2 separate regions of the Homo sapiens genome follow, and region 2 is linked to region 1. Evidence: chromatin contacts called from ENCODE Hi-C or POLR2A ChIA-PET data. All regions are on one chromosome and are shown on one strand. The core of a region is the stretch at or near the end of the contact, and the rest is flanking DNA. Distances in the headings are between cores, read along the strand shown.

What was found. Hi-C counts contacts between places; a loop is a spot of excess contacts on that map. ChIA-PET counts read pairs that join two places held with the same protein, here RNA polymerase II (POLR2A). Pooled maps may share reads with other maps.
Region 2: a map of GM12878 shows a loop between it and region 1 (2.7-fold over the local background). The contact joins the promoter of LINC00605 here to the enhancer-like site in region 1. A Hi-C loop is called at or near these places in 13 of 168 maps with a recorded cell type or tissue (Caco-2, GM11168, GM12878 and 10 more), 1 of 37 single-sample maps with no recorded cell type and 9 of 50 pooled maps. POLR2A ChIA-PET finds 5 or more read pairs at or near these places in 4 of 52 experiments (AG04450, K562, MCF 10A and 1 more).

What each region holds. Positions count from the first base shown.
Region 1 is chr14:103,137,724-103,143,591 of GRCh38, forward strand. It overlaps the pseudogene NDUFB4P11. Among named protein-coding and RNA genes, the nearest start is that of TNFAIP2, 17 kb to the left of the region's middle. RefSeq lists enhancers at 2,594-2,643, 2,674-2,723. Within about 2 kb of position 2,793, at least 3 of the 41 ENCODE cell types and tissues checked have a DNase peak (open chromatin) inside an H3K27ac peak, as active enhancers do; they include GM12878, OCI-LY7 and PC-9, where a contact is called at or near this core.
Region 2 is chr14:103,183,862-103,190,277 of GRCh38, forward strand. It overlaps LINC00605 (long intergenic non-protein coding RNA 605), which reads right to left and starts at 5,167. Exons shown (of 3, transcript NR_033938.1): 1 at 4,731-5,167; 2 at 4,516-4,586; 3 at 3,360-4,409. It also overlaps the pseudogene GCSHP2. RefSeq lists a silencer at 5,236-5,285.

The DNA of each region.
Region 1 (5,868 bases), core at 1,543-4,042:
CCTTTGGGGCTTCCTCCACCGTCCTTTACTGAGGAAGAGGGTGGGGTGGACACGGGGCAGCCATTTCAACCGCATGCACGGGACACAGAGTGGGAACTGACTCTTACCATGCTGGCATTGACCTGAAAGCTACAGCTGTGGACACAGGAGGTCTGGTTTGTATTCAGAGACGGGCTCAGCTGCCACGGAAGGGTGGGCCTCTCCGCAGCCAATCTGGCCTGGAATTTGGGAAGGAGCAGAGTCCCTGGAAGGGAAGAAGGGTACCTTGATGAACGTTGCACAGAGGCCGGGGAGGGCCCCAAGGGGAGCCGTGTGCACCTGAAGAGGGGTGTGGGCTTCAGCAGGGCCTGGGACAGCCCGGAGCTGGGGGTGGGGGAGGGCAGGCCCTTTCTCCTGAGTTCCATTCTTGGGGCCAAAGCGGATGGCATGAGGCCACCGTGCAGTGAGAGAAAGGAGGGAGACGAGGGCCAGGGGCAGTGCGGCTTGGCACGGAGACCCTCTGCCCGGCTCCTGGACCCGCCGGTCCATGTGGCTGCGAGGTCCTGGCCTGGTTGAGCCACGTGGGGAGCGTGGGCCTTGGGCGGGCGAGTTCCCGTTCCTCTCCTCGGAGCACAGGGTCAGGGGGAAGTGGGGGCAGCGCGACTCTCCCCTGCATGGCCCCCTGACCCTGGGCAAACGTGGGGAGAGATGGCGCCTGAGCCCCGATGGAAGCTGTCAGTGGGCCCTGGCACACATTCTCCCACGGGGGCGGACTTAGGTCCCAAAGTGACCCCCAGCCTCGCGGCGGCCAGGGCGGGCCGAGTCGTCGGAGCGCGGCGGGACCTGGGGCCAGGTGGACCCCCCTCCCCGGGCTGCGTCCACCCCTGGCAGAGGGGCGGGCTCCGGGCGCGAGGCCCCAGGCGAGGAGGAAGAGGGTGCGGGCGGCGCCTTGGAGGTTCCTGCTGTTCCTGCTTTTCGGGGCGGGGGCCTTCCGGGTCACTGTCCCGCCAGCTGTTGGATCTGCACCAGTAACTTCTCCAGGAAAATCCCCCGGAGAGGAGGATCTGCCCGGCGGAGGGGAGCGAGTCCCCCAGCGCGGGGACAGGGCGGGCGGAGCGGGGCCTGGGCCAGGCCTGGTGCCTTTGTGCAAGGACGGGCCCCGGGCTGCCCAGGCTCCTGTGAGCAGGGGTGGAGCGGGGAGGCCGCAGCCCCCGCGGAACACCGGGCGCCCCCGGCCTCCAGCAGTGGGAAGCAGCCCGGGGGCTGACGCTCCCTGCAGGAGCCAGGAGCAAGCAAACAAGCAGCTTGAGTGCAGGCGCGGGGACGGGCCGGGGGTGCCTGCGGGTGAAAGGGCGGCTCAAAGGGACAGTCGCTGGAGGCCCGGTCTTGAGGAGGTGCCTGGAGCAGACCCGGGCTGGGCGCTGCGGGGGAGGGAGGAGGTTGCGGAGGCCGGCGGGCGGGAACGGGGAGGAATTCCAGGTTTCAGGCAAAGAAAGACGGCAGGACTGGGGAAAAGGGATCCTGGACAGGAGACTCCGCAGGAGGAAGGAGGGGGCCGGTAAGTGGGCTCCTTCCAGCTGGGGAGCGGGGCTGGAAGGGGCTGGAGACGCGAGTTTCAACTCATGGGATTTATGGCTTGGAAAGACCCCTCTGCCCTTCGGGGGCGCTGGGGTCCCCAGGGGAGAGATGAGGGCGGCAGCGAGGGCCCCCTCGTGCAGTGAGATGGAGCGAGCTCTCGGTGGGCTGAGGGAAAGAGCAGCCCAGGGGCTTCTAAGAGACCGGGAGGGAACCAGGCTGCTTCCAGGGACAGGGAGGGCCTGGGAGGGGAGAAAGGGCTGAGGAAGCGCTTGGTCAAGTTCAGGGGGAGAGGTCCCTCCGCACTCGCAGTTGTGCCCTGTGTCACCACGATGTTGTTCCCAAAGTATTCTTCTGGTGTTTTTTTTATTTTTATTTTTTCCTTCTTTTCACAGGTGTTGACCCAAAGTATTTTCTCTCATGCCTGGCCACTCTGCCCTGGACCCTCAACCCAGCCGAATATGACACATCTCCAGAAACCCAGCAGGCGCAAGCCGCAGGGTTGGCCTTAAAATCCTGCTTAAACAGGAGACCCTGGAGGCCTGCTTCAGTGCCACCAGCCTAACCGCCAGGGCTCATCAAAGACGCTGCCCAGATGCATTGAACGTAAGCAAGATCAGCAAAGGTTTATCTCAACTTCAGACTCACTCCCAGAAACTCACTCTTGGGAGCTCTCTGTGGAATTGGGCCCCCCTTCTTCTGGTATTATGTTTTCAAAACTGACAGGGATATGAAAGAAAAACTTATCCAGGAAAGAAAATTGGGTTGAACATTTAACATCTCATTTAAGTCTTGCAATAATGGCTATATGTATTTTTGCTAAATAAATCTTCTATTAATCTTTTTTTTTTTTAAAGTTTGAGATGTCTGCAGAATGGGCATGTGGTTCATTAGAGTGACCAATACCCCGGTGAGTGACAACACTTTGTGTGCGAGGCTGCCGGCCGCCAGGCCCTCTCTCTCGCTCACTGCTTTGGGGGCATCATTTTGCACAGCCCCTGTGGAGGGTGATTTGGGCTTCCGGGTCAGGCTGACAAATGCAGGAACCTGTGAGGCAGCCATTCTCCTTCCAGGAATGTACCTTATCCATGCTCTACCAGCTATGCAAAGCAACTTGAGTGCCAGACTAGTCACTTCAGTTACAGTAGCAACATACTGGAAACTCCCTAAATGCCCATCGGCAGACACCAGGGAAATCACTGCAGTGCACCCAAACAATGGAGTACTATGTGGCGGTGAAAAAGAATGAGGAAGTTCTCTCTGTTCTCATGTTGACATTCAGGACACATAACGTTAAGTGGAAAAAAGCACAGTGCAGAGCAGAGTTTGTGGTGTGTGTGTGTGTGTCTGAGAGAGAGAGAGAGAGAGAGAGAGAGAGGTGAACAGGGTTGGATGGGGACAGAAGTTAGGAAGGAGGTATTTGGCCGTATAGCTTGTAAATTTTCATTATGAGGCATGTGAATGTGTTATATTATTAGCATTTTATAACTGAACATTTAACTGAGAAAATGAAAGTGGTGTTGCTGGAGATGGGAGGAGAGAGGAGGAAAATACTTTAGTGTCTCAGGGGTAGGCTCAACCAGCCATGTCCAGCGCCTCTTTGAAGTGGGTTCATCAGCAACCTGTGACTTGGCGTGAAGCCAAGTTCAGCGCTGAGGTGCAGACTGTAATCACAGGGCTGAGTTTAACCAAGACTCTGGTTTTGTCAGGCGATCACTATGGAGGATGATAGCTGAGCCGTGGGAGGGGCTTGCCAGGGAGAAGTCATACCGATGGGCGATACCCATACTGACTGCTGCTATACCCAGCAGTCCCTGGTCGCCCCCAGAACTCCCATCCTCTGACCCTGTGCTGCCTTGCAGCCCCTCAGCCCCCCATGCATGCCCCCCATGCATGCCCCCACCATCCCTGCAGTGAGACCCCGCAGCCTCCTGAGATGCCAGGTAAGCCATGCACAGCCAGGTGCTGTGCCTCAGAACTTGCTGCAAAGCTACTTATGCAAGGCGGGGGAAGCCGTCCTGGGAGGCTGTGCAGGTGAGCAGCCAATAAACAAGTGAAAAGAAACCCCCCTCCCTCCTTGTTTGTCTCTCCAGCGCCCTCTACTGACAGTGCACAGCACCGTGCCAGCAGGAGAGAGGGAAAAGTTCCAGAATCCCCAAGTAGGGCAGTGAAAGATGGGCTTGGGTCAGAGGCAGTAGATGGATAGCAGGCAGTTGCTTTCCATATGCACCCTTTTACACACGTTTAACCTTTTCTAAAAATTCCAGTAAATGCAATACATGTATCCTTCCCACAAGTGAAGATGCACTCACGCTGTCTCCAAAATGAGGAGACAGTGAGGACAAGGTGCCAATGGTTACTGTAGCCACTGTTGGCTCTGTTAATTACACCACAAATTCAACCACAGTCCACTGAATATCTTGTTACCTGAAGACTGAATGGTAACACTAACCTCCAAAAAATTGTGTGTACAATACAGATGCCAGCGAGAGAAAACAGGAAAATGGTTGGCATGTGGAAACAAACACGTGAAAACAAGCAAAGGAAACTAAGCAAAACTACTACACTCCTTGCTTCCGTGACAGTTGGGAGCCGAGGCTTGAAGTCCATGGTTCCTTCTCCCATCACTCATCCTGGATTTTCCCCTCCCTCAGCCGGGACCTCAGCTAGTTGGTGATCTTTACTTGATGAAACAACTAAAACTTTCATTTCAGAAGGTTCTGAGTCCTCAATTTTCCTGCCTTTCTATGGCTGGGGTAGTTTTCCATGAACCTTTTCTATTGGCCATGGAAATAGTCAGAAGTGCCGCAGAGAATGAATGCCCTGATTTCCAGACATAGTAGCAGCTGCCTGGTCTCCCAGGAGAATCAGAACCTATCACTGCAGTCAAGAGAGCAATCATTTTTTAGGTCTTTTGGTGTCATGACAGAATGAGCCCCAGATGGCCAGGTGGCGGCATCATCTTTCAATTTAATGAAACCATTGCTGTGTCTCCTGGTTGAAGGATGTTCCTCTCCGGGACTAAGACCTTCACATTAGCAGAGCTCAAAGTTGCTGCGACAGGAAGCAAAAATCCTGCCAGCTGGTTGTTATTGGGGGTAATAGTAAGTGGATCCCCCTCATATCAACTGGTTGCATGGAGTTCTAATCGGGGAAGAGGAGTCAGGCTGGGGGGAGCAGGGAAAGCAAAACAAACAAACAAAAAACAGATAAGCTATAAGCCTGCCTTTCTACATGGCCCAGGACACACAGAGCCCTCCTAAGCAAATAACTCACAATCTTCCTGTGCCCATCTTATCGCCAGATCCTCAGCCGATAGACAAGTGTCAGTTAGCTCGCTGCAACCTGGGCATTATCAGCACTGCGCGTGGCCCTCTCCAGCACAAGCACCATCCTATAAAATCCCCCACAAGTCTTTGTCTCCTTGTAGTCAGCTCCCCTTTTGCTGATCTGCCCATTGCTTTCTTGCAATGTATTTTCCTGTGTTCTCTAATAAGCCTGCCTGTCTTTACCTACAACTCTCTTGGTAAATTCCTTTATTGCATGCGCCACTGGTCCTAGTTAGTCACTACCTGTGACAGCTTGGTTTCTGGAGCCATGCATTTTGGCTATAAGGGAAGTAGAACCATGTGGTGGCCCCTGATTCAAAGCGTATATGGAATCCTGTAAAATAGAGTCCATCTTTCCTGGGTATTGCCACTCAGTCTTTTGCTGAGGCTAGCTCCTTCTGGGTGATAGAATAAGCAGTAAGATCAGTGAATTCCACGGCCACGAGCCACTGTGGCATTTCCTTGGTGGTGAAATGGGTTCCTTGGTCAGAAGCAGCCCTGCATGGAAGCCATGATGGTGAAAGGCATCACGTGAGGCTACAAGCAGCAGTGCTGCAGAAACACTCTGGGTAAGGGAGGCAAAGTGTGTCCCTTCCAGGAAGGTGAGTCTGTGTCCCCTCCATGATGGAAGAGACCAGGACCCACCTGCTACCAGATGCTGGCTGCTCTCTGTGGGGGAAGGTGCCATCAGGCACTCAGTGCTGCTCTCTGGGGTTGTGAGAGGGGGCTGCCAGCAGTGAGATTAGTCAGACCAGCCTGGAGAGATGAGCCCGTGTTGCTGGGCCCATGCGTAGCCTCCATCTTGGTCACCATAAATACATTGTTTGTGGGTTCATTGAAAAAGCGCTGGTGTGGCTAGGGAATTGTGTCCCCCCAAATTCATCTTAAAATCGTAACTCCCAATGTGGCCCTACTTGGAGCTAGAGTGTTCACAGAGGTAATCAAGTTAGAATGAGGTCATTGGGTGGCTCTAATCCAATACGAC
Region 2 (6,416 bases), core at 3,917-6,416, 49 kb after region 1:
TGCTATGGCATATATTAATACCTGTAGTCTCAGCTGCTTGGGAGGCTGAGGTGGGAGAATCACTTGAGCCCAGGAGTTAGGCTGCAGTGAGCTATGATCATGTCACTGCACTCCAGCCTGGGCAACATAGCGAGATCTCTGTCTCTACAAAAAATAAGTTAGCTGGGTGTGGTGGCACACGCCTATAGTCCCAGCTACTTCAAGCCTGCAGTAAATTAGGATTGCACCACTGCACCTCCATCCTGGGCAACAGAGCAAGACCCTGTCCCTAGAAAAACAAAAACAAAAACAAACAGTGACCAAAGTGCAGCGTGGAGACCCTCTGCACCCCTCCCTACGAACATGGCACTGAGTGGCGCAGTGTGGGTGGGCTGTGGGCTGCAGCTTGAGCGGGGCCTTGGCACCTGCCATGCCTCACCGGCTGAGGCCTTGGTGGCTGGGGATGGGCACGGTTTGTGCGTGGAACCCGCCCTGCTCTCGGTGCATGAATTCTCGGGGAAACGTGGTTGGAGAACAACAAGAAATGGTATGGGAACCGTGGGAATCAGGCATTTTGCACAGGAAGTATTGGGAGATGTTTTTACTGTAGTCTGCCTGAAGCTGGGACAAAATTGAACAAACAAGATGAATTTGGTGCTTTGGAAAGTGTGAAAGCTGTTCATGAACTCCATTCTCCTTTATCAGGAGAAGTAACTGAAATTAATGAAGCTCTTGCAGAAAATACAGAACTTATTGACAAATCTTGTTATAAAAATGTTTGGCCGATCAAGATGACACTGAGTAACTCTTCAGAACTAGGTGAACTTGGCCGGGCGCAGTGGCTCACACCTGTAATCCCAGCACTTTGAGAGGCTGAGGCAGGTGGATAATCTGAGGTTAGGAGTTTGAGACCAGCCTGGCCAACGTGGCGAAACCCCATCTCCACTAAAATACAAAATTTAGCTGGGCGTGGTGGCAGTTGCCTGTAATCCCAGCTACTCAGGAGGCTGAGGCAAGAGAATCACTTGAACCCAGGAGGCAGAGGTTGCAGTGAGCCAAGATCATGCCACTGCACTCCAGCCTGGGCAACAAGAGCAAAACTGTCTCAAAAAAAAAAAAAAAAAAAAAAAAAAAAGAACTAGATGAACTTATGAGTGAAGAAGCTTATAAAAAATACGGAAAAATCTATTGAGGAGTGAAAATAACCCCTAAATAAACTAGTATGAAATAATTTAAAATATAAAAATAAAAAACAAAATTAATAAAGTAAAAAACAAGTCTTATGCCTGATATATGAACCACACCAAAAGTTCACCAAATTGCACGATGCCGTAATCAGAGACAATCAAACCACAAACCAAGAGGAGCAGTTGACGTTTTCCCTGCTAAAAACAGCTGTTCCAGCAGCCATGGTGCCTGTAGTCCCAGCTACTTGGAAGGCCGAGGCGAGAGGAGTTAAACTTCAGCCTGGGCAACATGATGAGACCTCACTATTTAAAAACAAAAATTGAAAAAGAAACCTAAAAAAGCAGGTTTTCCGAAGACGTTGTTATAAGGCTCCATATAATAATGAGACTCTCACCCTCTCAATGCCATTCTTCATTTGGCAGGATAATGCTATAATTAAAATTTCACAATAAGTAACTGCTATAGGTAACTTGAGAAAACCTGACCTAAAAAAAAAAAAAAAAGAAATCCTTTTAGTCCACCTAGTGGGCAAATTTGGCATTTTCCCTAACACAGTTTTTTGTTCAAATTGTACTGGTGGTCCCTTTTATAAACCTGGCGTTCACAAAGTAGTGATTAATTCGATCCTGTATGAAATACTTCTCAGTGGCTATCACAGGCCTGGCCCAGTCTCCTCCATGGCCTTTTGTTTAATTTGTTGCCCTTAGGCTGGGGCTGTTAGTTCAAAACCACTTCTACGAACTAAGTTTATTATATTGTTGCCAATTTTTTCATTATAATTTTTAAATGTTGTTCTTAGTGCCTGTCTAATCTCAACGAAGCCAACTCTCCTAACAGGATAATACTTGCTCAACACCTCCAGATAATGACTAATGCCTACAAAGCAGATGAAATAAAATGTAATACTGGACTCCAGATGAAACTGCTTTGAGGCCAGGTGCAGTGGTTCACGCCTGCAACCCCAGCACTTTGGGAGGCTGAGGCGGGCAGATCACCTGAAGTCAGGAGTTCAAGACCAGCCTGGCCGACATGGTGAAACCCTGTCTCTACAAAAAAAAAAAAAAAAGAGAGAGAGAGAGAGAGAGGAAAAAAATCAGCTGGGGGTGGTGGCGCATGCCTGTAATTCCAGCTATTCAGGAGGCTGAGGCAGAAGAATCGCATGAAACCAGGAGGCAGAGGTTGCAGTGAGCCAAGATAGTGCCACTGCACTCCAGCCTGGACTACAAGAGCAAAACTACATCTCAAAAAGGAAAGAAAGAAAGAAAGAAAAAAAGTAACTGCTTTGAGACATTTTTTCCTTCTGGCCTCGTTATTACACAAATGTGGCCCAGGTTGCTGACTTAGACCCCGCCATGTTCCCTCCAATGTGGGACAGAGACAGCTGGCACAAGCCCATTACAGCCCCAGGGACAGATAAGCCTGGCTGCAGAACGGCTGGTTAGCGATGCTTTCAGAGAAATATCTTGATCAAAAGAGAAAAATGTAAAGCTAATCACACAAATTGGGTCATTCTTGTCCCACCCAACCAAGGGTCAAGAGGCCAGCGGGAAGGAGCACTCAGGGCACATAGAATTTCTCCAAGAATGTCATTCTCTGTAAGACCGGCTGCTGAAACTGCTGCCACCTGAAACCAGTTTACCTAATGCCTACTAAACAACCTGCTGACACGACTCGTTTTACCCTCTGCCCTCACTCATCAGTCGGAGCTTGCCAGCTCCCCAAACTCACCAGTGCCAATGAGCTTTCTTAAAGAGCAGTAGTAATATTTCTCCTCTTTATAAAACCTCCAGCCTTTCTTCATTCTTTGGACATCCTAAAGACCACTCACGCTACAGATATCCACAAATTACACTTCTTTCCCCAAATAAAACATTTTAATTTTGAGGATTCATCTCTGTATTTAACTTCGACACTGATAACAGGGAAATACGCAGCAAAGACACCTCAACCCCCAGGGGTCCCCTTCTAAGCACTCCCTCCCCCAGTCAGCCCAGACTTCCTAGGGGCGGGGAATGGCTGGGCAGCTCCACCTGTGACAATGGACTCTGCCCCGTCCCTGATCGAAATGACTGACAGCAAGCTCTCCTTCAGGCCTGGCCTCCCCGGAGTTCTCACTTAGCAAATGGCTTTCTAATGAGAGCACAGGAATTTGTCCCTATGTGTGGACTGACAATGAATAAAAGAAGCAGAAATCCATGGTGAACTTTATTTCAGCGAATAGAGGACAAAGATCAGCGACAGCTCCTGTGGGATTCGGGAGATTTGTCAGCCACGTAGGCATAGAAGATGGGAAAATGGGATCCACTTTTTTCCCCTTTGGGGCCAACCTGGCAATTTGTGTGCAAAGCACAGGAATTCCACACAAGGAATTTGGCGTAATAGAAGTAATTAGGGCTGGGCGTGCTGCCTCATGCCTGTAATTCCAGCACTTTGGGAGGCCAATGCAGGAGGATTGCTTGAGCCCAGGAGTTGAAGACCAGCCTGGGTACCATAGCAAGATCCTATCTCTACCAAAACAAAACAAAACAAAACAAATTAGCTGGGTGTAGTAGTGTACACCTGTCTAAAAAAAAAATGTAATTAGTAACAGGAATGCTCCAAACTCAGGAAAAAAAACAAAACAATATTTTTAAACTGCTAAGAAGACCAAAAATTATTTCAAAACCATGAGGTAAAATGACAGAGGTCCTGGTGAGGAGAGGACTTTATCAAGGGTGTAATGGAAGACGCTGGGCATGATTCACATGTTGTGGAGACCCCTGGAGAAGGGGGGCTAGAGTCAGGCAGGGGTGTGAGTGACCCAGGCACAGAAGTGGGGCAGGAGGGACTTGGGACCCTCCTTCTGAAGCTCCCCAGGAGGCTCCTCCTTTTACCTGCCCTTGATCCTGGAGTCCTCTCTGCCAGAGACAGGAGGCCACATGGTTCTCACCACCAGGCTAGTGGACAAATCCCTTTGTTTCCAGGGTGGGCCTGGAAGGGATTAGGTTACTTTCTGGTCCACACCAGAGGCTCCCCTAGAAGGCAGACAGCCCCAGGGACTGACTCAGGGACCCAGAGGCTGGGATGGGGGAGGCCAGGGAGTGAGGCCAGGGCAGGCAGCTGTGGGGGCTGGGCTGGGGAGAGGAAACAGTACTGGGGCAGAGGGGACGCCTGTAATCCCAGCACTTTGGGAGGCCGAGGTGGGAGGCTCATTTCAGCTGAGGAGTTCAAGACCAGCCTGGGCAACATAGCGAGAACGGTTCCTGGGGGAAAAAAAAAAAAGAAAAAAAGCATGAAATACAATGTGTCTATATTGAAATCTGTACTGTAATTGAGATGAAATACTGTGGAAAAACTCAAGGAATTTACCTAAATGCTCCGCAATCTAATTCCAAATACCAATGGTAATTCTCAATACCTAATTAGGAAAACATCACAACCTGCATTTGAAGAAAAGAGTAACGTTCAACTTCTAACGAGGCGTGCGATCATTTCGGCACTTGGAACATGAAACAAAGTCAAAACATTTTCAGGCAAGGTGAATTGCTGATCAAGTATCAGATGTCCAGGTCTGCTCCCCTTACCGTTGCGATTGATTCACCACTACATCTCTTCTGAAAGTACCACACGGTGTGGAATCCTCAACTTAAGTACAAAACACGACGAAACTGATTAGGAAAATCCATTTGTCAACTGTGGGAGGCTCTGGATGTGTAGAGTACCTAGACTGTGGTAACCCCTCCACCCTGCGTGCCTCCATCACATCATCCAGCTGTTCACCTTAAATAAATACAATTTCTATCCATCAATTACACCGCAATAGAGCTGGGGGCCATTTTTTAAAAACTTCCTCTGGCATGCAGCAATTGATAAGAACTTGCAAAGCTGAGAAGGCACCGATTTAAAACTCGCGCCAACGCGGCTGCGCGCCTTGTCCTCCGCCCAGGAACCCTGGAGGCCACGGCCTCGCCCGGCTCCTGCGCTGGCACTGGACGTCCCGCCGGCTGTACCTGGCGCCCCGTGGCCTCGCTCCCGACCGCTGCCCCGCAGAGGCCTCCCGACCGCCGAGGCCCTCGCCACGCCCGGGTGCCCCCAGGGGGCGCCGGCTTCCACCCACAGAGCTCCCCAGGCCTGGGCGGGCGCAGGGAGGGCGCGACCGGGGCGCACCCGCGCGGGAACTTGGCAGAGACTCGCGGGACGTGGCGGGGGCGCCTCAGGAAACGCGCCGCGGGGCTGCGGGGTCGAGGGGAGGGGACTAGTGTGCAGGGGCCACCCTCTCCCCAGCCCCGCCCCCCGAGTCCAGCTCCGCCCCTGATGCGTACCTGGCGGGACTGGGTCCCAGGGGCTCTCCGCGCTCCTTCTGGGGGCGCCACGTCCGGACCTTGTCCCCTGCTGAGGACTACCTCGCGGGCCGGGCGGGGTGAAGGGCGCTGTTAAGAAGGACAGTCCCGGGGAATGAGGGGCGAGGGGGAGAACGGGGTCGCCGGGTCGGGAGAAGATGACAGACGGGGCAGAGTAGAGGCTGCAGAGGGTCGCCCGGAGAGCGCGGGGGTCCCCCCACCAGCATCCCGTCGCCGCTTCCCGTCTGACCCCACCCGCTCCCCGTCCCCGCTTCCCGTCTGACCCCACCCGCTCCCCGTCCTCGCTTCCCGTCGGACCCCACCCGCTCCCCGTCCCCGCTTCCCGTCGGACCCCAGGGCAGGTGGGAACGAAGAAGTGAGTTGGGTCCCCGCTGTGGGCCCTCGCCCTCTCAAGCCGGGCCGTCTCCAGGGCTTCAGGTTGGGGAACGGGCTCCTGTGGCCTCCAGCAGGCTCTTCCACTCGGGGCCTGGGTTTCAACTCAGTCCTCTCCCACCACCTTTTCCATGTGTCTTCAACGCCCTTCTTCAGCCGGGGTGACCCGAACTGCCCAGAGGGCTTGCAGCCTTCAGGGACGCAGTTTCCAGTTTCTGGGCGCCCATATGGACACTCCCCTGAAGCCCGCCTCCCCTTCCCCTGGGAGCAGGGGCCTTGCAGGTTCTCCCACCGCTCACCTTGCACTTGCTTCCTCCGCCTGTACAGGGAAAGGCCCACCCAGCTCAACCCAAAGGCCCAGGGCCCCTTGGTGGAAAACCCCAAGGGGGACAAACAAAAGACCTCTGCAATCTGGTTTAGAGTAGACAAAGCTTCCCTTAAGCAAGTGATCTGTTAGGTTTTGTGTCCCCACCCAAATCTCGTCTGGAATTGTAATCCCCATAATCCCCACGTGTCAAGGGGGAGACCAGATGGAGG